Linked DNA regions of Homo sapiens: region 2 is linked to region 1. A link is a loop called in an ENCODE intact Hi-C map of the cell type or tissue named here. Cell type or tissue: A673. All regions are shown on one strand. Each heading gives the region's core, and the rest is flanking DNA. Links, peaks and the distances in the headings are about the cores only. Region 1 overlaps IBTK (inhibitor of Bruton tyrosine kinase). Region 2 has its middle 510 kb from the start of TENT5A.

Region 1 (4,410 bases), core at 196-4,195:
TGAACAAATTAGCCCCTGCCTATGGTGAACAAATTAGCCCCTGCCTATATAGAACTATCCTCCTTTCTTGTTTTGTCATAGAAGAGTTATCTCTCCTATCTTAGGCCAATACCTGTGCTTTTATCTTAATGCTTCCCATTTCAGAAGCCTGAAAACTATTAATTACCCCTTTCCTTTCTTGTGTAAGATTCAACATTTTCCTTTTAACTAGATTCTTCCCCTCTGGTTTTGAATGTGCTCAGGTCTCTCATGTGGTCTGGGCACACTTTCTTCTATCAGTTGTCCTATCATTACCAATTCTCCATCCACTTCACAGCCAGATTTCTCAAAAGAGTTGTCACCTCCCAATCAGTCCGTAATTGATTCTATCTCCCAGCCCCATTACTAAACTGAAACAGTACCAGTACAGGCTAAGTTCAACAGTGACCTTTGTATTGCCAACACCATCCACTTTTTATGTGACTCATCATACTTGAAGTTCAATTACTGGTCGTCGTCTTATTTCACTTTATATTCTTTCTACACTATCCATTTAATGAGCATATGTTCAGTCGTCAGACATGTACTAAAGTCTCAAAATTTATATCTCTTGCCCATATCTATCATCTGAACTTTAGACTTAATTATCTCTTATTGACCCTACCATTCTATCTGGATGTTCAGAAAGACCACAAACTTCATGTCCAAAACTAAACTTAATGTTTTCCTCATACCCATCTCATAAAACCAAAATCAAACAAAAATATAGACAAAACATAGAACAGCCTGTTTTTTCGGAATCTTCTTCCTCAGTAAATAGGAAGAATTTGTGTCTTTGGCACTTCCATTTTCTTCACAAATATTCAGTCTACTGTTAGAGCATTCCACTTTTATCTCTTAAATATTTCTCAAATCCATATACTAAATTTTATCTCCAGTGCTATCACCTCTGAGTCAGTCTGGTGTGATACTTCACCTGGGCCACCAGAGTTACCCTCCTGACTGGTCTTGCCTTTCTTTACTCCAAATATATTAAGCCAGTATGTTCTTTTTTAAAATTTGGAGTTTACTGCTTTTAAGAGAAAAGCTATAGCATTCTTAACATGGCCTTCAAGGCCTACATAGTCTGGCTCCTGCCAACTGTCTTTAACTTGATTTTGTAACCTGATCTCTGTATTCTAGTCATCTTGGCCTTCTCTTAGTTCTCAAATGCACTTTCCTTCTTTCCACCTCCTTACTCTTTGACAGACTGACGACTCTGACTCTTCTTTCAATATCTATTCAGTTATATTCTTTGGAGAAGTCTGACTTACTGGGGCAGTTTGCTGTTGTTTGTTCTCATAGTACTTCTTTTTTATTGTACGTTCCATATTTATTAGTGTGATTCTTTAATATTTGTCTACTCTAAGTATTTTCATGTTTGTATGTTTAATTATATGTTCAATGAGAGCAAGGAGGATGTTTGTCTTTGCTCATCATTTTACTACCAGTGTTCATATTAGCTTCTGGCATGTATTGGGTGCTCAGTGAGTCTGGTGAATGAATGAGTAAATTAATTGAAATTGTAACCCTGTTTCAAGTAACATTTGTTTCTAATGTAGTGAGTTATATTGCATGTCTTAGATATATCAATTTAAAGGTATGAAAATTAAGATAAGTTTTGTATTTTTATATTTTAAATATTAATATTCATTGAAACTTAAAAAAAAGTCTTTAGATATATAACGATTTGTCATGGAACTTAAAATATGGATCTGTGGTTTCATAGTTGATCACTAGAGTGTGCTATAACATCAGGGCTCTTAATTATAAGTGTGCCCTGTTATACTGCTTTGGAAGTTTGACTCAATGGAGTTTATGACAGTATGATATATCCATAGCTTCAGTATTTTTGGTATGGGAGTTAATGTTTTAAATAGCTTTGGCTATCACTGCTAGTGATTCTGAGAAAGAAGACAGATAGCTTTGAGTTTCAGGGTTTTTTTCCATCATAGAAAACATAATAAGTATGCTTTTTTAAAAAGGAAATATTAAACATTACAGACAAACTAAAATATTCATTAATTTGCAAATTATGGGCTACCTGGTACTGGCCTGTGTTGGGTATATATAAAAGTAGAATGTATAGGTGCAGCCTTTAATGTGTCTGAAATCTAGTTGATAAATATTAATATACATACATGGAAGTTAAATGACAGAATAAGAATGAAATTACGATACAAGGGCCAGGCGCTGTGGCTCATGCCTGTAATCCCAGCACTTTGTGGGGCTGATGTGGGCGGATCACATGAGGCCAGGAGTTTGAGACAAGCCTGGCCAACATGGGGAAACCTTGTCTCTACTAAAAATACAAAAATTAGGCCGGGCGTGGTGGCTCATGCCTGTAATCTCAGCACTTTGGGAGGCCGAGGCAGGCAAATCACCTGAGGTCGGGACTTCAAGACCAGCCTGACCAACATGGAGAAACCCTATCTCTACTAAAAATATAAAATTAGCCGGGCCAGGGGTGGCACATGCCTGTAATCCCAGCTACTTGGGAGGCTAAGGAAGGAAAATTGCTTGAACCCAGGAGGCGGAGGTTGTGGTGAGCCGAGATTGTGCCATTGCACTCCAGCCTGGGCAACAAGAGTGAAACTCCATCTCAAAAAATAAATAAATAAATAAAAAGAGAAATAAATAAGTAAATAAATAAATAAGCTAGCCAGGCATAGTGGTGCATGTCTGTAATTTAGCTACTAGGGAGGCTGAGGCAGGAGAATTGCTTGAACCCAGGAGGTGGAAGTTGCAGTGAGCCAGGATCACGTCACCGCACTCCAGCCTGAGCGACAGAGTGAGACTCTGTCTCCAAAAACAACAACAACAACAACAACAACAAAACAAAAAGAAATTACGATACAATATGGAAGTATTAAAGAGATTACAATATGATGAAGTACCAAATGAGTGGTTCTGAGAAGAAAAACTGAGCATGGGCTGGTGTTGTCAGGAAGACTTCATTGCAGAAGAAGGGCTTGAGCTGGGTCAGTTCATAAGCACTTTTTATATTCATTTCCAAATATTTTATTATTATATTTATAAGCATGTGAAAAACATTAGAAAAAAAGAGATCACTTAATTCTTGATTCCTTTCATTGTCATAAGCTTTTGAATACAGGATGGGATTTTTAAAAGAAGAAATAAGAGAAGATGGGGCAGTATAAACAGAGGAAATCGTGGGAGTTAAGAAGATAGGAATGCTTATGGTCCTTTGGGGAGTTAGGGTGCCAGGGGTGGGGGACTCATCTCAGGAAATTCCACAAATTATACATTCTTGTTTTAGTTCTAGAAAATGTGATTTTTTTCCAAGGTTAGGGCAAGAATGACAATGTTGTTTGAGGGTGTTAACATCTAAAAGTGAGCAATTTGTACAATTTTTATTTGTTTATTGTTACTTAGGTATTCTTTTTTATTTCATGTGCTTTTATTTCTCATTTTCCTTTCACTGAAATGTCCCCTTATGTAATTCTGGAAAGAAAATGTAAGCTTGTGTTTCTTTTTTTTTTTTTTTTTTTGAGACGGACTCTCGCTCTTGTCACCCAGGATGGAGTGCAATGGCGTGATCTCCGCTCACTGCAACCTCTGCCTCCCAGGTTCAAGTGATTCTCTAGCCTCAGCCTCCCCAGTAGCTGGGACTACAGGCGCCTGCCACCATGCCTGGCTGATTTTTATATTTTTAATACAGACAGGGTTTTGCCATGTTGGCCAGGCTAGTCTCGAACTCCTGACCTCAGGTGATCTGCCCACAGCCTCCCAAAGTGCTGGGATTCCAGGTGTGAGCCACTGTGCCCAGCTGAGCTTGTGTTTCTAATTAGTGAAAAAAACTACTTGTGAGAAAAAAATTATTCTGTGATTATATCAGCTCCAATCTGATATAAAAATCTTTCTAATTAAGCCAGTACAATTTTTTTAAGGCCAACTGAGCAAAGAATAATTTAGTTCCTTTAAAGTGTAAATGTGACAATATTAATGTTTTTTGGTTTGAACAAAAATCTTTTTTTTTTTTTGAGATGGAGTTTCGTTCTTGTTGCCCAGGCTGGAGTGCAATGGCTTGATCTCAGCTCACCGCAACCTCTGCCTCCTGGGTTCAAGCGATTCTCCTGCCTCCGCCACCCTAGTAGCTGGGATTACAGGTATGCGCCACCAAGCCTGGCTAATTTTGTATTTTTAGTAGAGATGGGATTTCTCCATGTTGGTCAGGGTGGTCTCGAACTCCTGACCTCAGGTGATCCGCCTGCCTCGGCCTCCCAAAGTGCTGGGATTACAGGCGTGAGCCACTGCACCTGGCCAGAACAAAAATCTTTTAAGGAAAATTTCAGTTAACCTTTTTATGTTGCTGTTTATTTTCAGAAGGCTAAATTTTCTACAGATTGTCTCTTGCGATATCTACTTCTA
Region 2 (4,410 bases), core at 315-4,314, 940 kb after region 1:
TATGATTATCTTTGGTCTCAAGAATTTTGCATATTTTGTTAATGCAGATATTATTTATGCTCCTCTATGTAAAGCTATAAAGTCATGTCTTTGATTATTTATAACGTGCCTTGTCATCTCCATGCTCTTATAATCAAAAGAAAGAAATTTATCATCAGAAATCTATGTGCAGAGGGAAAGCCAAGCAAAAGCATTCTCAATTTCACTACCTTGTTTCATTTCTATAAGATAACAGTCTTATGAGCCTATAATTCTATTCTATGCAAACCTGTCATTCTATTTTAAGCTTGACCAGAATCTACAAAGCACTTTTCTTTCTGTGTATACATAGATACTCTATGTGCTTGCACTAGAAAGCATTTCACACAAAGTCAGCTCATGTTCCTCAGGTAGGTACTGTGAAGGAAAAACATTAATGATTTGAGCCTGCTTATATTCTTACAGCAGAAGCAGAACATTTTTTAAAATTATACTTTAAATTCTGGGGTACACGTGCAGAACGTGCAGGTTTGTTACAGAGGTATACACATGCCATGGTGGTTTGCTGCACCTCTCAACCATTCATCTACATTAGGTATTTCTCCTAATGCTCTCCCTCCCGTAGCCCCCTAACCCCTGACAGGCCCCAGTGTATGATGTTCCCCTCCCTGTGTCCGTGTGTTCTAATTGTTCAACTCCCACTTATGAGTGAGAACATGCGGTGTTTGGTTCTCTGTTCTTGTGCTAGTTTGCTGAGAATGATGGTTTCCAGCTTCATCCATGTCCCTGCAAAGACCATGAACTCATCCTTTTTTATGGCTGCATAGTATTCCATGGTGTATATGTGCCACACTTTCTTTATCCAGTCTATCATTGATGGGCATTTGGGTTGGTTCCAAGTCTTTGCTATTGTGAATAGTGCCACAATAAACATATGTGTGCATGTGTCTTTATAGGAGAATGATTTATAATCTTTTAGGTATATACCCAGTAATGGGATTGAAGCAGAGCATATTTATGTAAATAAGGAAACATTAATATTGAATAATACATTAGCTGAAAAATGATAACAGTGAGAGACAACTTGAACCACAGCTAGGTCTTAAAGAATATGTAATGGTGGAAAGAGAATTCTGAAGTTAAGAAACAACTTTTAGATGGAGGATTCAGTTTGCGCAAAAGTAGAAAGGTGGAAAAAGAATAGGGTGTTTAGGGGAAATAACATGGGTAAATAATCCTAAGTGGAGACAGCCCATACATGGAAGTAGAGGGAGATACTATATAATTCAATTGTATGTGATACAGCTAGATTATGCATTTTACAAACTTTTTGTCCAAAAAAGAAAAAAAAAGAAACGGTGCATAAAGGCAAAAATGTTGCCTTTATCATATTTACTATGTTAAAAGTTTCTGTTTCTGAAAACTGCAAAATTTAGGAATAATCATGTTGGAAAATAAATTTAAATTTTAACTTCTCTCAGCAAACATGGTTTGATGACTAAGCTGAACTTTTGGGTGACTTTGTGTGGGTTTTTCTGTTGATTGTCATTTTTAACTGAGTCAGTTGTGGAACATTAGGTTTTTATTTTCACAGCACAGAATACACAGCCTGATTCACAAAATTAATTTAAATGATCGGAATCTCTAAGATGAATCATAGAAATCAGTAAATCATGGGAAGTCAGGGCTTTCCTGGTGGGCATTTTTTTTTAAATTTTTACAGAATGGGTGAATGGGTGAAAGGCTGGATGTCTCAAAGGAAATTTAAAAGTAGCTCTTCAGTCATAAGGTGAATCAAATTATGGAGCACCAGAGCCAATAAAGTTGTAGTTTGCTGTAATTTGAACTACAGCAACATAGAATATCAAGAATGTAGGGAAAGTATTAAATAGTCTCAAAAAATAATTTGCTTTTATGTCAATGTGCTGAAACTTGAATATTTTTTTAGAATATTCAGTGTTAATATAGTAGATTCAGTAGATTCTGCATTAATACCAAAAGATAAGATAAAGTATTTGTGTTAAAATTTCAATGACTCAAGTCATTTAAACAAACATTTACTAAAAACCTCTATTGTATATTCTACTTTTGTTGTTCTGTAGATAAAAAAATGGGTAACATACTTTACCTGTTCACAGGAAATTTATAATTTAATGATGAGGACTGCACGGCTCTTGCAAGAATGTGATAGGCACCACAAAAGAACAAATAAAATATGAAAATAATAGGAGGGGAATTGTGAAGAAAGTGTTTTTGCTCTGGGGTAGTCTCTGTGCAAATTGCTGTATGTAAATTCTCTCATTTAATCATATTAATAAATGTATGCTATAAAAACTATTGTTATATCAATTTTTTTAAATGAAAAGCCTAGGGCTTAGCGGGATTATGTAAGAAACTCCTACAACTCAAAGCTCAAAAACTGATTTTCTGACTCTATCCTCTTAAACACTGCACTATACTGCCTCCTAGGGGAATGATCCTTGGAGATGGTATTATAACCTTACTAATTTGCCAAAGACACAAATATGAGAGGAAACAATATTTGTCCAGGAAATGCTAACAGTATAATAAATTCATAGTGTCAGGTATAAGAATTTTATGCTTTATATAAAGAATGAGACTAAACTGGAAGGATCTCAAGTCTCAGGAAAGAAGCGTGTCCTTGACTTCATATGCATTGAGATGTCATTCCAATGAAAATAACCACATTGGAATTACCATATTTTTATGATAAATCAGCATGTCTCCTTTTTTCTGGATCTCATGTTCTCTTATTCTCCTGGTAATTACAGTACTTCAGTGTGTCTTAAGACAACCAGCCTTTTCAACTTTTCCAAAAACTGCTTTAATAAACATAATAAAATGAACATAACAAAGAAATTTCCCTAGTATTCTATTAAGAATCCTGAGCCAGGGATTAATCTGTGATCTGTTGGACGAAGTTTACTCTATGTTAAATATCTTTCCTACAATAGATTTTTTTAAAAAACCTCAATGACGTGCACAGCAGCACAGTTTATGTGCCTGTGCAAACATATAACTGATGTGCTTTTTCAAGGCTATAAAATGTGTTCCTCCTTCCATATGTGGATTGTTGAGCACATCAATCATTAGGCAATTTGCTCATTTTTTAACTTTTACATTTCTGTAGAAATTCCTTCAGCACGAGGTACTCTACCAGATGCTAGCAGTAATAATTTAGTGAGGTTGATAATGTTCCAAGTCCAGTGTTTGCTTTTCCTTGAAGAATCATAGTGAAGAGTAAGAACATCAAAGTTCGTTGGAATATTAAGCACTAAACAGTCCTGCTAATTGCCCAGATTCTAGCATTTTCCAAAAGAAGTATAGTTCCAAGTATCCATCGTGGATTATTGATTATGTTCAAGTTCTTTTTAATTAGGATTGTCTCTTTCCTGTCATTCTGTCTCTAAACACCATTGGCTCTAAATTATATGTGACTTCTGAGCTCATCTTGGTTCAGTTCTATCATGCTACAAATGAACAATCTGATGCCAAGAAATATGAAATGATTGGTCATGACCTGTCAGCTGGTCAACCTGAATTAGAATCAGGGATCCTCATCCCAGACCTACTATGTTATACTTCTCCCTTCATCCTCATTCCTTTATTACAGCTCAGGTTATTTTCTCATCAAGTCTTTTAAGCCATAGAGGTTTGTTGAGTATATGAATTATGTAAGCCAGAAAATATCCCATTTCCTCAAAAAGTTTTTATTTTGAAAAATTTTGAATTTGCATTACAATTGCAAGAAACGTACACTAAATATATATCTTCTTTCATCAAGAGTTATCAATTTCTAATATTTTGCCACATTTTCTTTCCCTCTTTCTCTCTCATTTTCATTCTTTTGCATCTAGTAAATTCTCTGTCTGTCGCCCAGGCTGGAGTGCAGTGGCACGATCTCGGCTCACTGCGAGTTCCGCCTCCCAGTTTCATGCCATTCTCCTTCCTCAGCCTCCCGAGTAGGTGGGATTACAGGCGCCCGCCACCACGCCGGCTAATTTTTTGTATTTTTAGTAGAGACGGGATTATTTCACCATGTTAGCAAGGATGGTCTCGATCTCCTGACCTCGTGATCCACCTGCCTCAGCCTCCCAAAGTACTGTGATTACAGGCGTGAGCCACTGCGCCCGGCCCAAGTTTACTCTTTTTACAACCATTGTGGAAGTCAGTGTGGCAATTCCTCAGGGATCTAGAACTAGAAATACCATTTGACCCAGCCATGCCATTACTGGGTATACACCCAAAGGATTATAAATCATGCTGCTATAAAGACACATGCACACGTATATTTATTGCGGCACTATTCACAATAGCAAAGACTTGGAACCAACCCAAATGTCCAACAACGATAGACTGGATTAAGAAAATGTGGCACATATACACCATGGAATACTATGTAGCCATAAA

Evidence for each region. A loop is a pair of places that touch in the nucleus more often than their neighbours do. Peaks named below come from ENCODE experiments on the same cell type or tissue, not always from the same donor. Only the 100,000 strongest peaks of a DNase experiment are listed, where the experiment ranks them.
Region 2: it touches region 1 in a loop (8-fold over the local background); 8 of 110 quality-filtered maps call a loop at or near these places.

The regions. Positions count from the first base shown.
Region 1 is chr6:82,175,642-82,180,051 of GRCh38, reverse strand. The region is part of intron 26 of IBTK (inhibitor of Bruton tyrosine kinase); the gene reads left to right. Among named protein-coding and RNA genes, the nearest start is that of IBTK, 70 kb to the left of the region's middle. In A673, for the core only: a CTCF peak has its summit at 1,751; DNase peaks (open chromatin) are centred at 1,791 and 3,221; H3K27ac peaks cover 1,011 bases.
Region 2 is chr6:81,239,952-81,244,361 of GRCh38, reverse strand. No RefSeq gene overlaps it. Among named protein-coding and RNA genes, the nearest start is that of TENT5A, 510 kb to the left of the region's middle. In A673, for the core only: a CTCF peak has its summit at 2,440; a DNase peak (open chromatin) is centred at 2,431.